2 separate regions of the Homo sapiens genome follow, and region 1 is linked to region 2. The links are chromatin loops, found by intact Hi-C in ENCODE. Cell type or tissue: PC-3. All regions are shown on one strand. Links, peaks and the distances in the headings refer to the core of each region. The heading gives the core; the rest is flanking DNA. Region 1 has its middle 250 kb from the start of LINC00581. Region 2 overlaps CDKAL1 (CDKAL1 threonylcarbamoyladenosine tRNA methylthiotransferase).

Region 1 (7,375 bases), core at 1,635-6,634, 65 kb after region 2:
AAGCCAGAAATGTATTCCAAGTTTATTTCTATTTTTAAAAATCTTCTATGATCATGCCACTGCACTCCAGCCTGGGTCACAAAGTCCCGTCTCAAAAAAACAAAAACAAAAACAAACCCTGAAAGCTAAAGGTGATTTTATAAACTTCTGTTGGGTACTGGTTGCTGACCATATAACATCTAAACTCCTGAGCATATAAGCATAGTGTAAAAAGTTGTCCCTCTGTGCTGATAACCTGCCCTGCCAAACTAATGCTTGCTAGTCATCTCCATTGCAACTCATTCCAGCTCTTCTGAGATTTCCATTATTTTCTGGGGCTTGCTTGGTCAACTGATGACTCTATGCCTTTGCACGAACAATGGGTTCTGCTTGGAATACCTTTCCCTCTTATCTGTGTAGTGTACTCATATTCATCCTTCAAAACCCTGCTCACACATCCCCTGAAATGCCTTACCGACTCTTGGGTAAAGTTGCTCTTCTGTTTTCACAGCTCTGTTCACACCTCTATGACAATATTTCCCGTTGGAACTTTTCCCATAATAGAATTTGAAATCCTCAAGGGCTTGGATGTGTTATCTTTGTCTTTCTCACACCTGCCCGTTGTAGGTGTTTAACGGAGGTTTTGCTGAGTAAATTAATAAAATTACACAAAACGGAAACTGTCAGCTAACCCAGCGTAGGAGGGTACTAGATGTAAGGAGTATTTTTGTAAGGGGAAGGAAAGGTGTTGGAAAATATCTCATTCGTAACTATTTACATTTTAACATATTTAGAGATGGTGAACAGGAAGAAATAACTAGGGGATTTAAATGTGTTTAAAATTAATACATCACATAGCGCTTATAAGTATAATGAAATTCGAGGCGTGGTATCTCTTGACTTGAAACCATTTCTGGAGGCCTCATGAAAGAGGTAAGTTTGCAACCTGAGCTTGAGAGATGAGAAGCAAGGATCTCTTTCGTTCACGGAAAAACGGGCCTAGAGAGCCACTTCCAATGAGGAAAAAGAACATGAATCTGAAAGTCTAGATAAGCTGAGCGCTTGGTACCTGGCAGGTCCTCAAGAGTGTCTGGGGTATCCACCTCGCACCCCTCAACTACTCCAATGTTTAGGTGAAACAAACACAAGATGCCAAACAAGGCACAGCCTCATTACCCAAAGCACACCTTTTCTGAGAAACTGTGGAGGATGTGGCTTCCACATCCCAAACGCAAACCTAAAACCTAAGTTTCAATGGACTTGCTCCTCCCTAAGTCTCAAAGATGGAGGCTGGTTCTCGCCTCCTGGAGAGCTGGGGCTGCTGCAAAGGTTCTGAGCCATCTCAGAGTCTCAGTCGCCCCCGCCTGTGGAAGTGACAACTTGGGGGTCCTAAGGCTGCTTCTAAAAGACAGACCCTGCGCCCTGCACCAAGGGAGAAGTATGGGGTGTGGAAGGAGAAGCATGCGCACTGCCGTCCTCGCCAGACTGTGGGGAGGCCTTGGGAGCCAGCTTCCGGGCCAGGCCGGAACCAAAATGGCCCCACCCACTAGTGCCATGGTCTCCTGCGGCCAGAAAAATGGCTGCTCTTGTGTTCTGGAGGGGTGAGTAGGGGGTCCAAAGAGGGGCCACCAGTGTTTACTCCACACTGCTGCCTCCTTGGCAACGGGGGTAATTCCTTTTTTGCTCCAGAAACATGGGCAGATGTGGTTCGCAAGGTGTGCTTGGAGGCGTGACAAAGGCTGCTCCAGGAAGATGAAGAGGTGGGAGGTGTGCATGGATCGTGGTAGCTGAAGGTGTTGTGGGCAGAAAAGTCCTCAGAGGAGGCAGGGCCTGTCTGGGGTTGGAATGAGTCAGCGTCATCCGTAAAGGCCAGTTGCATCATGTCTAAAAGTAGCCCGCAAGTGTTGGGGCCAGCTCCCCACTTTGAATTTGTGAAAGACTTTGTAATCCCACGTCACCTAGCCACAGGCACTCCAGTATTAGAATCACAATATGTGAGAGCCAAAAGAGACATGAAAATCAACTGTTCAACCCTCTTATTTTACAGACGAGAAAAAAGAGACCAAGAGGGATTTGATGTCAGGCTTACAGTTTGATTACACCCTCCGAAAACATCATAAATTTCTGCTGTTGTTCTGTGGTGACACTCAAAAGACTATCCTTGTCATTTTCAAAAGGTGTCAGGTTTCCTACGTGGGACAAACCTCTAATTTACAAGCTAGCCTCTTCACGATGCAGCCTCTTTCGGTTCATTTTCAGTTCATCGTTGGCCACTGAAAATTTAAGATCCCTGCGGTGTGAAGGAAGTGTTAAACTATACTGTTAGTGGAAGTAGGTTGTGCTAAATTGGATATCTGCAAGCAGCTTTATGAGCCATAAAAGTCAACATCTTTCTTTCATTACCTTTAAAGGCTGTTTACAGAAAAGATAAGGCAGGCCCAGCTCAGGGTACCCATTGAGAATTAGTGGGAGGATCTGGTAGGAAGGGATAACAGGAAAGGATTCAGAATCGATGACCAGGCAGTGGAGACAGTGGCCTATGGACACAGGGACTAGCATGTCATTTATTTCTTCAGGAGCCTGCTTGTCACACTGATGTGGGACCAGGCTCCAGATGAAGGACCCAGTCAGAAAGGCTGTCATAGCTGGCTTCATTCTTCCTAACCCATAGCTGGTTTCACGAGCAGCCTTCCCACCTCGGGGTGGCATTCATTTCATAGATCTTGTCAACACTTGGTAAAAACTTAAAAAACCAGCCTATCTTATGCAGTACATTCTTTCGGGTTCTTCATAAGTCCTCAGTGTTTTCAGTCTGTTTCCTACCTCTCTTAACCAAAGCTGGTATGGTGCGGGTTGCACATTCACTTACAAGGAAAATACACATCCTCCTTTCATTTTCCTGTTCAATGATTTGCATTTCTCTAGAAGACTCCCACCTCATTGGGTTACTGGGGGGAAGGAGAGTGAGTGAGAGAGGAAGGAATACAAAAATGGCTCTAATCCATTCCAAACTAGTGATCTGTTCATAATGATATAAGAGCTAAAAGAGAGCTAAGTATGTGTAAGGTACTCTTAGGCATTTAAAAATGTCAGTTCATTGAACAATCATAACACAATTTTATGGGTACAACGATGAACCTCTTAGGACAGATCAGGAAGCTGAGGCACAGCAAGGTTTTATGACAAGCCACACAGTGAGTAATTGGTGGAGTGGGAGCCTCTTTGATGACACATAAGTGATCAGCCTTTGAGAGTTCCCCTCAACCCCCTTGCTCTTTTTGAATGTGACATCTAGGAAGACCCAGGGTAGGGCTGTAGTGAAAGAGAAGAGGACTGGTCCTTAGATTCACATGGTGGCCTCTGCGTCCTCCCTGGTCTCTGTAGTAGAGTGGTTGACCTCAAGGGCTACCTGGCCTGGGACCACCTGCCTGGCATTAAAAATGGGCATTAGCCCTTCAACAGAAATGGGCCATCTTTACAAATCAACACAACGTGTAAGCACTGAGCTTATGCTCATGAGACTAGCAGAACGTGTTTGGAGACATGAACAGACACTTCTTACAAGACATACAAGTGGCCAAGAAACATATGAAAAATTGCTCATCATTAATCATCAGGGAAATGCAAATCAAAACCACAATGAGATACCATCTCATACAAGTCAGAATGGCTATTATTAAAAAGTAAACAAATAAGAGATGTTGGTGAGGCTACAGAGAAAAGGGAACACTTACATACTGTTGGTGGAAATCTAAATGAGTTCAGCCACTGTGGGAAACAATTTGGAGATATCTCAAAGAACTTAAAACACTACCATTTGACCCAGCAATCCCATTACCTGGTATACACCCAAAGGAAATTAATGGTTCCACCAAAAAGACACATGCACTTGTATGTTCATCACAGCACTATTCACAAAGTGCAAAGATATGGAATCAACCTAGGTGCCCATCAACAGTGAATTACATAAAGAAAATGTGGTACATATACACCACAGAATACTATGCAGCCATAAAAGAGAATGAAATCATGTCCTTGGCAGCAACAGGGATGCAGCTGGAGGCCATTATCTTAAGTGAATTAACACAGGAACAGAAAACCAAATACTACATGTTCTCACTTATAAGTGGGAGCTAAACATTGGGTACACATGGACATAAAGATGAGAACGGTAGACACTGGGGACTACTAGAGAGGGGTGAGAAGAAGAGGGGCAAGGGTTGAAAAACTAACCGTTGGGATACTATGCTTGCTATGCGGGTGAAGGGATCATTCATACCCCAAACCTCAGCATCATGAAATAAACCCAGGTAACAAACCTGTACATGTACCTGCTGAATCTTAGTAAAAGTTGAAAAAGTAAAGAAATAAGTTATTTTTTAAAAGAACATGTTTTGGGGAAATGTGGGCCCTCAAATCTCTATTTCAGGCGAGGTTGAGGTAGTAGAGGAACCCATGGGAATTCTTTGTTTTTGTTTTTGTTTTGTTTTTTGTTTTTTGGTGTTTTTTTTTTTGAGACAGAGTCTCGCTCTGTTGCCCAGGCTGGAATGCAGTGGCGCAATTTCGGCTCACTGCAAGCTCCGCCTCCTGGGTTCATGCCATTCTCCTGCCTCAGCCTCCCAAGTAGCTGGGACTACAGGCGCCCACCACCACGCCCGGCTAATTTTTTGTATTTTTAGTAGAGATGGGGTTTCATCATGTTAGCCAGGATAGTCTCGATCTCCTGACCTCGTGATCTACCCGCCTTGGCCTCCCAAAGTGCTGGGATTACAGGCGTGAGCCACCGTGCCCGGCCCCCATGGGAATTCAAGGATGAGGAGTATAGCTTTCCCCTTACAGAAGTCCATTCAAAATTCACTAGGATGACCCAAGGAGTCAAGTTTCAAGAAACAATGTCTTAAATTACTTAGAAATACTGTAGTATTTGCCACAGGAGTTATAAATGTGTGTAAGTAGAAGACAGAAATCAATTCCAGTTCTGATGTGTGAATAAGAGCAACCTTTGGCAAAGAGGCAGAGGCTACATGTATTCTTCATGATCAAACAAGAATATAACTGCTAGAAATTGTTTGTCAATGTACAGTGGGGTTCCTTCGAGAGAATCTTTGGCTGAGAGGGACCCCATGAGAAGAACCCCATGATTTAAACCTCCAGGAATCTCTTCAAGATTATTGATAACTAACAATTAGATGGTATATTTTGATTCTGAATATGCAAAGAGAAGTACAAGGAGAATTTTACCCACTAAAGAAAAATTAAACATTTAAATCATCGTTTGTATATCCATGTTTATGGCAACATTATTCACAATAGCCAAAAGGTGGAAACAACCCAAATGTCCAAGGGATAAATAGGTAAACAAAATGTGGCATATACATAAATGGAGTATTACTGAGCCTTGAAAGGGAAGGGAATGAATAATAAGGAGTGAAGAAATAATAATAAGGAAGGAAGGAAGGAAATTTGGACACATACTACAACATGCATGAAACTTGAAGACATTATGTGAAGTGAAATAAGCCCGTCACAAGACTAATATGGTGTGATTTTACTTATATGAGATATCCAGAGTAGTCGAATTCATAGAGACAGAAGTGGAATTATAGTTGCCAGAAGCTGAGGGGAGAGGGGAATAGGGAGCTATTGTTTAAATGGATGTAGAGTTTCAGTTTTGCAAGATGAAAAAGTTCTTCTGGGGATTGGCTATACAGCAATGTGAATGTGCTTAACCCTACTGAATTGTGCACTTTAAACATGGTTACTTCGCTGGTAACCATTAAACCACTAAAATGGTACTGAACTCTATAGTTTGAAATGGTTACTTAATGCTATTAAATTGTACCCTTTAAAATGGTAAATTTTTGCAGTGAGCTGTGATTGTGCCACTGCACTGCAGTCTGGGCAGTAGAGCAAGACCCTTTCTCAAAAACAAAAGGTAAACTTTATGTGTGTCTGACCACAGTTAAAACTAAAAAATAAAAACATTCATCTCATCAAAACTGAAATGTGCAGTTAAGATGGTAATAATTTGTTCTATGGTCAAGGAAAATGCCTCCAAGAGTATTTCTCTAGCTCCCTATTCTTTTTTTTTTTTTTTAGATGGAGTCTCACTCTGTCGCCCAGGCTAGAGTGCAGTGGTACAATACCAGTTCACTGCAACCTCCGCTTCCCAAGTTCAAGAGATTCTCCTGCCTTAGCTTCCCGAGTAGCTGGGACTACAAGCACGAGCCACCACGCCGAGCTAATTTTTTATTTTTAGTAGAGATAGGGTTTCACCACGTTTGTCAGGCTGATCTCAAACTCCTGATCTCAGGTGATACACCCACCTCGGCCTCCCAAAGTGCTGGGATTACAGGAGTGTCTAGCTCCCTATTCTTAAACCAGTACATTGTGAAGCATAGGTGATTGCTGTCAATATTATTTCCCAGGAATTTAAGAAAGGAAGTTCTACCTGAATTCAGGTCTATGTAGAAAGTTCTCTTGGTCCTAGCATACTGAGATAGGTGAATTCAGTAGTGAAGGCCTAGTGGGTATTTTAAATTGGTGATCACCTCAGCTTCCTTGCCAAATGCAAGCATCTATATTTTGTACTGCAGTCTCTCTCCTTGGTTGCTCGTCAAACAGTGAACTTCAGGATATGCTAGAGCCTCACCATATCTCTGCTTCCTGCCACTTGTCTGCCATTGTTTTTGTAAATCGCATCCTGGGTCACAAGGGCATCTGAGTGAGAGTGTGGTGTGGTGAGCGCCAATCAGGCAGGGCCAACCATCAGGGCTCAGAAAACTTTGTTCTCTTCTTGAATTAAAGGATGAATGAGGCCGGAGGGTGCATCTTGCACCCATGTAGAAGATGGTCCGTGTCCCCAGCCTGCACAGAGACTGACAGCATCCTTTTGGAGGCATCATGGCGGGTAGTCATGCTCTATACCACAGAGTGTACATGGGCCTATGCTAGCTGAGGACCACCCTCTTGAATGATGACACTTTCACACCAAAAATGACCTCATGCTAGCAACTCCCTACTGATCTTTACTGTCCTGCCAGCCTATCTCCTGCCTTCCGACAGGAAGCGATGGTGGAAAAGCTGTCTCCTCCCAGCACCAGCACCAAGCAGCGTCAAGCATGTCTGCCACGTTGGCATTTGTCTGAGTTGGGCTCAAGTGGCGAGATCGCTTCTTTCTGGGAATACCCCAGTGTTCAGTACGTTTAGAGAGAGATGTTCCTGCTTCATGTTTAAATTGGGGATTGGGCCGGGTGCAGTGGCTCACGCCTGTAATCCCAGTACTTTGGGAGGCTGAGGCGGGCGGATCACAAGGTCAGGAGATCGAGACCATCCTGGCTAACACGGTGAAACCCCGTCTCTACTAAAAAATACAAAAAATTAGCCGGGCGTGGTG
Region 2 (7,375 bases), core at 1,275-6,274:
GTTTATTACTATTCTTTCATATTGCCAAAATATTTTCATGAATTTGGATTAGAAGCAGCTTGTTCTGGCTTGTTTTGCAACTTTGTTTCAGGAAACAAAGTGATATTTAGAAGATTTTTGTATGTCATAGAAGCTTTAATTATCTTACTTATGTTGAAGGAGATCAAATTCTGTTTCAGAGTTATGTAAGAAAATAAGAGTTTATACTATGCTAATTTTATGTTGCCAGATAATTAATGTCTTTCAAAAAATTTGAATCCGTGATTTGAACAGGGTTCGCTGTTAAATAACCAGCAATGTAGAGTCTACTTTAAATTCAAGAAGACGCTACTTGGTCCAGACCTACCTGGGCTAGCCTTTATTTTTATTTTTGGATTCACAGGTGTTTACCCTTATCTTTCCTTTCTTTCCCTCCCCTTCTCTCCACAGATTGGTGAAAGACAACAAGTGTTAGTAACAGAAGAATCTTTTGATTCCAAGTTTTATGTTGCACACAATCAATTCTATGAGCAGGTAAGAGGCACTTCAGTATTCTTGAGTTTTCTCCAAAGTGAGAAAGAGTTCTGAAAGTTTAAGCAAAGGGCATTTAAAGGGGAGAGTGTTGAATCTTGTCACAACAAGGCTGTTTTATCGCTTCAAGCCAGCCAGGCTAACATGGACTTTATCTTTGTGACTTACTCTACAATATGTTCTGTACAAAGGAATAGGTGTATTTAGTCTATTTTAGTTCACATTAATCTTTGACAGGACCAGCTTTAGGCTTTTGGGCGTTTGGAACCAGGCAATTAGCACTGCCAGAATTCCCACACCCTGGCAAAGCAGGGGGGAAAGTCCTGCTCAGACCACAGGAAGGATGTCTGCATGGGCGACAGCAGCATGAAAGGGCAGGGATTTCCTCTCGCTGGTACATCACCCGGACAGTTTTTTTAGTTGGTTGGTTGATTGGTTGGTTGGTTGGTTGGTTTTTTAGTTTTGTTTAGTTTTAGCATCTGTTTTTTTAACTTCTACCTTAATAAAAATGCTGGGAGCAGAGGAAAAGGAGTCTATTCCTTGGACTCAACTCTAATTGTATGAACAACTGTGCAGACCAGTGTGAGGATCAAACCAGCTTCACTGTGAGAGCTTTGAAGGCCATCCCTAGGGGCGCCCCCAATTACTAGCCCTCCTTCCCTGGCCATCTAAGTTGGCCTGCCTTTGCCCACCGAGGAGCCTGACTTCTGTTTCAGCATCAGGGTTTCTACTCCTCCAGGTGGGAGAGCAATTCAAAAGTGACTGAGGAAAAGAGAGTGCCTCTTTCAGGGTCATTGACCCTGGCAAGGGCCAAGGCCAGGGAAGAGATGGGATACGCCCTCCTCTCCCATCTTATGGTAGCCTGTGTCTCCCATCTCATGATAGCCTGTGTGGGAGACTGTCATGGGCGTACGGAGATTTTCACTGATCATTCTGGATTGTATTAAAATCAAATGGAGCTTCCTACTTTTTTGCTTCTTTCTTATCAGATAAGAGGTGAAAATGTTTGCTATGGATCATGGCTGGAATTAGAGCTTGAGAAGATGCTGAAGGCCAAGGTGGACAAGTCGGATGAGGGATGGGCAGAGGAAGCAGGCTGCCTGTGTCAGAAGGCAGGAAAGCAGGAGCTGAAGAGGCCCCCAGCATTGACATTCCCCAGGGAATCATCTCAGACTGGGCAGTGCGTCCCCAGGAAACAGGGGAGCTTTTCAAAGCCCAGACTAAACGTGCTCTGTTCAGTACCGGTGGAGACTGCAGTTGAGGAAGGGCTCCCAGCACTCCATGTCTGGCCTGCATCGCTTCCCCATTTCCCCATCTCATTAATATACCCCAGAGGGCCATTTTCCTATTCAGGCCAACCTTCTGCTCAGCCCTGGGGAGGAGCTTGATTGCATTTTGGTTGCCTCTTCTCTCTCCTTTCTCTTGCCATCTGGGTTTTGCCTCAGCAGGGAACTTTTTTCCCTTCATTTTAAAGGCAGTGGCATGCCTCGTTAGCTGCTTCCTCCAATTTAAAGCAGTCGGGCTTTTTCCAATTATTAAAACTGGAGGAGGGGAAAACACTGAGCCCTTCATTCAGATCAAGGCAGCAGATCAAGGAGGGTTATTTTTCCCCAGAATAGTACCAAATCTCCCAGGGTTAGTTTGGTCTAGAGATTTTCTTATTTTATAAAAACTGATTTAAATGGGCTTTTTATATCCTAACACTAAAGCTCTTTTAGTTCTTTTTGCCTGCCCTAAGTAATTCACCACCCAGGTGACCTTTTTCTTCTACTTTGATGAAGCAGTGTACTCAGTGGTCATAAAAATCAAACTCAGACCAAGATTCAATTTTGCCTTTCAGAGAGATTGGCTGTGGAACTCCTGGCTCTCATCTGACTTTTCTGTCTCTATAACTAAGCATATCAAAGATTTTCTAGGAATTATTTTTCTAAATAAGATGAGTTCCAGAGATGAAGATTGTATCTAGATATCCAAGTATTACTGGATTAGAACTGGTCTATTTATTTTGGATTCTAACTTGAAAAGACTGGCAAGTCGCTGCAGTGCTAAAATAGAAGTGTAAGGGAGACATCACACACACAAGCTACCTGTGGGTCCCAAAGGAAGGGAAACGTTTGCTTGAAGTAAACAAGTACTTTTATCAGGAATCTCTAGTGGAAAGAGACCACCTGACAGTTTCCTGTGAACAAGCCAAAGTACCCTTCAGAGGACTGGTTCTAGATGGAGGTAGATTCCCAGGACTGACAAACACATGCCTTTTCTAACAGAGCAAGGGAAATGAACGGCAGCTGTTAGTTTCAGGAGTCATTTAGCTCCAAACAGCAGTGTACAGTGTTATTGGAAGGTTCTTTTAAATGTACCTCCTTCTCCCTCAAAACACAGCACACACATGCACGGACACAAACACGCAGGCCTGTTTGAAGTGTCTTTTCAAACCATTACTCTGACAGCTCACTTGGAAAGTATTAAAAGTATAAGGCTTTCATCAGTATTGTCTCGGTTTTCCTCATTGCATGGAATAGCCAAAAGCAAGATATCAAAGGCCTGTCCAGAAGTGGCTGGCTGATTGCTGGGGGATTTCCCAGGTCTGCCTTCCACGTGCCTCAGGACATCAGGCACATCCTGCACTGGAAAAGCACTGCCCAGGGGCCCAGGAGCCCCTCCCAGGAGTGCCTTTCCTTCCTGCAGGCTCTGCAGACCCTTGAGCAGCTAGAAGATAGAGTCCACTTTGTAGGGGATCCCAGAACAGAAAAATGACATTGAGGGACAATGAGGAAACCTGGATAATTAGGTATGCCTTCGGTTAATAATATTAATATATCAATTTGGGTTCATTAATTGTGGCAAAAGTGCTATACTAATGTAAGACGGTAAATAATAAGAAAACTGGGAGTTAGGTATACAGGAGCTCTCCATACTATCTTTGCAATAATTCTATAAATCTGAAACTGTTCTAAAGTAAAATGTTTATTTTTAAAAATTAAGCCTCTGAAACAAATGTGTTTAAGGTTTTAGTGCCAAAGAACCCTGCGTTCATGGGGAAGATGGTTGAAGTGGACATCTATGAATCAGGCAAACATTTTATGAAAGGGCAGCCAGTATCTGATGCCAAAGTGTACACGCCCTCCATCAGCAAACCGCTAGCAAAGGGAGAAGTCTCGGGTTTGACAAAGGTAAGTAAAAGATGCTCTCCTCTCTACCCTGCTAGTAAAACAGCAGCTGTGGAAGCACAGTGATTCCAGGCCATGTTTCTGTTATCATTTATAGTTCCCTTTTTATGTATGCATGAGGCTTTAATCCTTTCTGACAGATTGAAATCTGAATTAGAAAGATGTGTTTTTGCTGATGCCGATAGCTTTGCTTCTCTGGCTGTAAAGAGAATAAGCTCTTTCTGCTTCCAGTTTAGAAGCAGGGGGTAAAAGCCATTATTTGCAGGTGAAAATGTTGACACCAAAAGATGATCTGATCCAGTATGTTTCTATGTCAGTAGATCCTGAGTGGAAGGGGATGAAGAAAGGGGTGTTTTCTTGCTTTACAAAGCTGTTTATACTGTAGTAAAAACCTACAGCTGAACAGGCACTAAACCATATCATATATGCAGTTATGGTGCCTTTCAGAAGGGTGTTAGCTGGATATCTACTTTAGTCATGTGGAGTGAAAATTAAACATTTTTTTCTTTCTATAAAAAAGTAACCTGACCCCTATTTTATACCTTGGTAAATATGGCCGTTTGCCAAGCTCTCTCACATTTCATTGAGCTACAGTTGTAAAAGCTGATGGAGTGTGAAATGAAAATGTGTATCACATTTCTAAGCATCATTTGATGTCCTTTCTCCAACACAATTGTTAAGCGCTTAAAAAAAAAAAGCATATAACAGTGATTTAACATATGGAAAAAAATAACTGATATTTATCTGGCCATGTAATTCCGAAATTGTTTTAATCTGTGCATAATCTTGTTCCTCAAAATAAATTGCAAGGACATGTTCGTTAAAATAAAGGGAATACCGCTTCACTCTGGCAATAGTACCGCTTCACTCTGGCAATAGCAACAAAGACAATACTATTGTCTGTGTTCTCACTGACTGTGGCACTGGATTCTTGTGTCCGACAGCAGTGATAATTCACATGTGCTTCACAAGTGCCCATGAAGGATCTGCGTGCATGGCCGTCTAACCCGTACTGGAATGGTATAGACCAGCTTTTGTTAAAATCCTACCAAATGCATCAGCCTGCATGATCAGGAGATAACTCTAAAACTTGATAAACATAACCATTCATTTTTGCTGTTTATTAAAAAAAAAAAAATTGTACTTGGGGGATAGTATGGGTGGCCAGGAAGGAGCAGTGTAACCTGGCATTTAAATTATATTGCTAGAGATTTGGCTTTTGATATGTTAGCCAATACTTTGAAAAATTTTTTAAGAAGTCAGCTTATTTTTTGTTTTGTTTTGTTTTTCCACATAGTGTGTTTTACAAGGTTAATTTTAGATTGCCACAGTGAAAAGGGTTTCTCAGCAAGTAGCAGTAGTGGGGAAATTATTATTTCAAAGACTCTGCCTGGTTTAATTCCTTCATGTTTGCCTCTTGGAAAGGGAGTATTGTAAACATCACCATTGATAATACATAAACAAGGAAATGTAGTGTCCCTCTATTCGTTCCTTAACTATAGTGTTACTGTCTAAAAGGGCAGTTCCGTTTAAATTCTCTGGGGCACCCTTTCTACTCTCCCATCCTTTCCTCTAGCCTAGAAAATGGTGTTATCAGTTCTACCACCAGCCCAGCTCTGAACCAGAATGGCCCAAAAGTCCCGGATAAGATGAGGAAGCCAGTTGGTTGCTGGTCTGTTAGAGCCTCTAGAAATAGTGTTGTAGCATGAGGCCAGTGGGGTAGGAATATTGATTTGGGTATTTACATTAAGAGAAACAGTAAGGCTTTTGTTGGTTCTTGTTTGTTTGTTTGTTTTGAGAGAGGGTCTCCCTCTGTCACCCAGGCTGGAGTGCAATGGTGTGATCACAGCTCATTGCAAACTCTGCCTCCTGGGCGCAAGCAATCGTCCCACATCAGCTTCCTGAGTAGCTGGGACTATAGGCATGCACCACCATCCTGGCTAATTTTTTTTTTTTTTTTTTTTTTTTTTTTTTTTTTTTTGAGTCAGAGTCTCACTCTGTTGCCCAGCCTGGAGTGCAGTGGCATGCAGTGTCAGCTCACTGCAGCCTCCACCCCCCAAGTTCAAGCAATTCTCATGCCTCAGCCTCCTGAGTAGCTGGAATTACAGGCATGTGCCACTACGCCCGGCTAATTTTTTATTTTTAGTAGAGACAGGGTTTCACCATGTCGGCCAGGCTGGTCTCGAACCCCTGACCTCAGGTGATCCGCCCACTTCAGCTTCCCAAAGTGCTGGAATTACAGACATGAGCCACTGTGCTCGGCCCCAGCTGATACTGTTTATTTTTTCTAGAGACAGGATCTCGCTTTGTTGCCCAAGTTCGTCTTGAACTCCAGGCCTCAAACGGTCCTCCCACCTTGGTCTCCCTGGCATCTAAAGCAAAATACTGTGCTTTGGACTTATTTTGTCTCACTTGACCTCTTTTTTTTTTTTTTTTTTTTTTTTTTCCTGAAATGAAGTTTTGCTTGTCGCCCAGGCTGGAGTGCAATAGCATGATCTCACTGCAACCTCCACCTTCCAGGTTCAAGCGATTCTCCTGCCTCAGCCTCCCGAGTAGCTGGGATTACAGGCGTGCGCCACCACACCCGGCTAATCACTTGACCTCTTTTGATGAAATTGATGAGAGGTACAACAGATTAGAAGGGTGTTATCAAAATGATGGTGGGAATGGGTGAAGGTTATATGCACATTTTTAGTGAAAGGGGCAGAAGAATAGGAAACTTGAGAAAAACACAGTTTTAAGATGCTAAGAACATCAATATTTTTATCTTGTGCTCACATGCAGCCTAATTTTTCCTGAAGAAAAACTGTAGATAGACAGGACGTGGGGTCAGCAATACCAAATCCATGACCATGTAATAGTTTGAAAAATTATCTGAAAGCCATCATCAAAGATTGGGATCAAGGATTTTTTTGTTTAATTCCATTATGGAAATCTATTTATGGAAATTTTATGAACATTTTCAAGCATACACGAAAGTAGAGAGAATAGTATAATAATCCCACATACCTATTACCCACCCTTAGCAGTCATCAGATGACAGCCAATCTTATGCCATCTGTGTTCTTATCTACCCCTATTCCCCCAACCCTGATTATTTTGAAGAAAATCCCATTTACATTTTATTTCATCTAGAAATATACTAGTAAATACCTCTAAAAGATAAAGATTCCTTTTACAAACATAATCCCAATATATTGTCAAATTTTAAAATCATTACCCATAATTGTTATTGGCTAAATACTCCATACCTACTGCTAGGACCCTAAGTCAACATTTATGGCGTGCTTATCGTAGCCAAATACCATGCTAAATATGCTACATGTGTTCACTCATATCGCCCTCATAACCCTGAGAGGAAGGCACTATTATTATCCCCATTTCACAAATAAGGAATCTGAGCATCCATAATTCAATAAATAGCTTATCTGGAGTCACAAAATTTGAAGGTAGAAGAGGGAAGCCAGGATTTATATCCCCACTTTCAAGCCTTTGTTTTCGTTTTTGTGTGTTTTAATTGTGGTAAAATATACGTAACATAAAATTTCCTGTCTTACTCATTTGTAAGTGTATAGTTAGTGGTGTTAAGTACATTCTCATTGTTGTACAACCCATCTCCAGAACTTTCCATCTTGCAAAACTGAAACCCTGTACTCATTAAACAATAACTCCTCATTTCCCCCTTCCCTCAGCCC

What was found. A loop is a pair of places that touch in the nucleus more often than their neighbours do. Peaks named below come from ENCODE experiments on the same cell type or tissue, not always from the same donor. Only the 100,000 strongest peaks of a DNase experiment are listed, where the experiment ranks them.
Region 1: a loop joins it to region 2, with 11 times the contacts of the local background. A loop is called at or near these places in 1 of 110 quality-filtered maps.

Annotation. Positions count from the first base shown.
Region 1 is chr6:21,262,280-21,269,654 of GRCh38, forward strand. No RefSeq gene overlaps it. Among named protein-coding and RNA genes, the nearest start is that of LINC00581, 250 kb to the right of the region's middle. RefSeq lists enhancers at 1,092-1,592, 1,769-1,818, 1,839-1,898, 1,909-2,028. In PC-3, for the core only: no CTCF peak of the experiment used is centred there; DNase peaks (open chromatin) are centred at 3,232 and 3,562; H3K27ac peaks cover 2,521 bases.
Region 2 is chr6:21,197,592-21,204,966 of GRCh38, forward strand. It overlaps CDKAL1 (CDKAL1 threonylcarbamoyladenosine tRNA methylthiotransferase), which reads left to right. Exons shown (of 16, transcript NM_017774.3): 14 at 430-513; 15 at 3,519-3,683. Among named protein-coding and RNA genes, the nearest start is that of LINC00581, 310 kb to the right of the region's middle. In PC-3, for the core only: no CTCF peak of the experiment used is centred there; no DNase peak of the experiment used is centred there.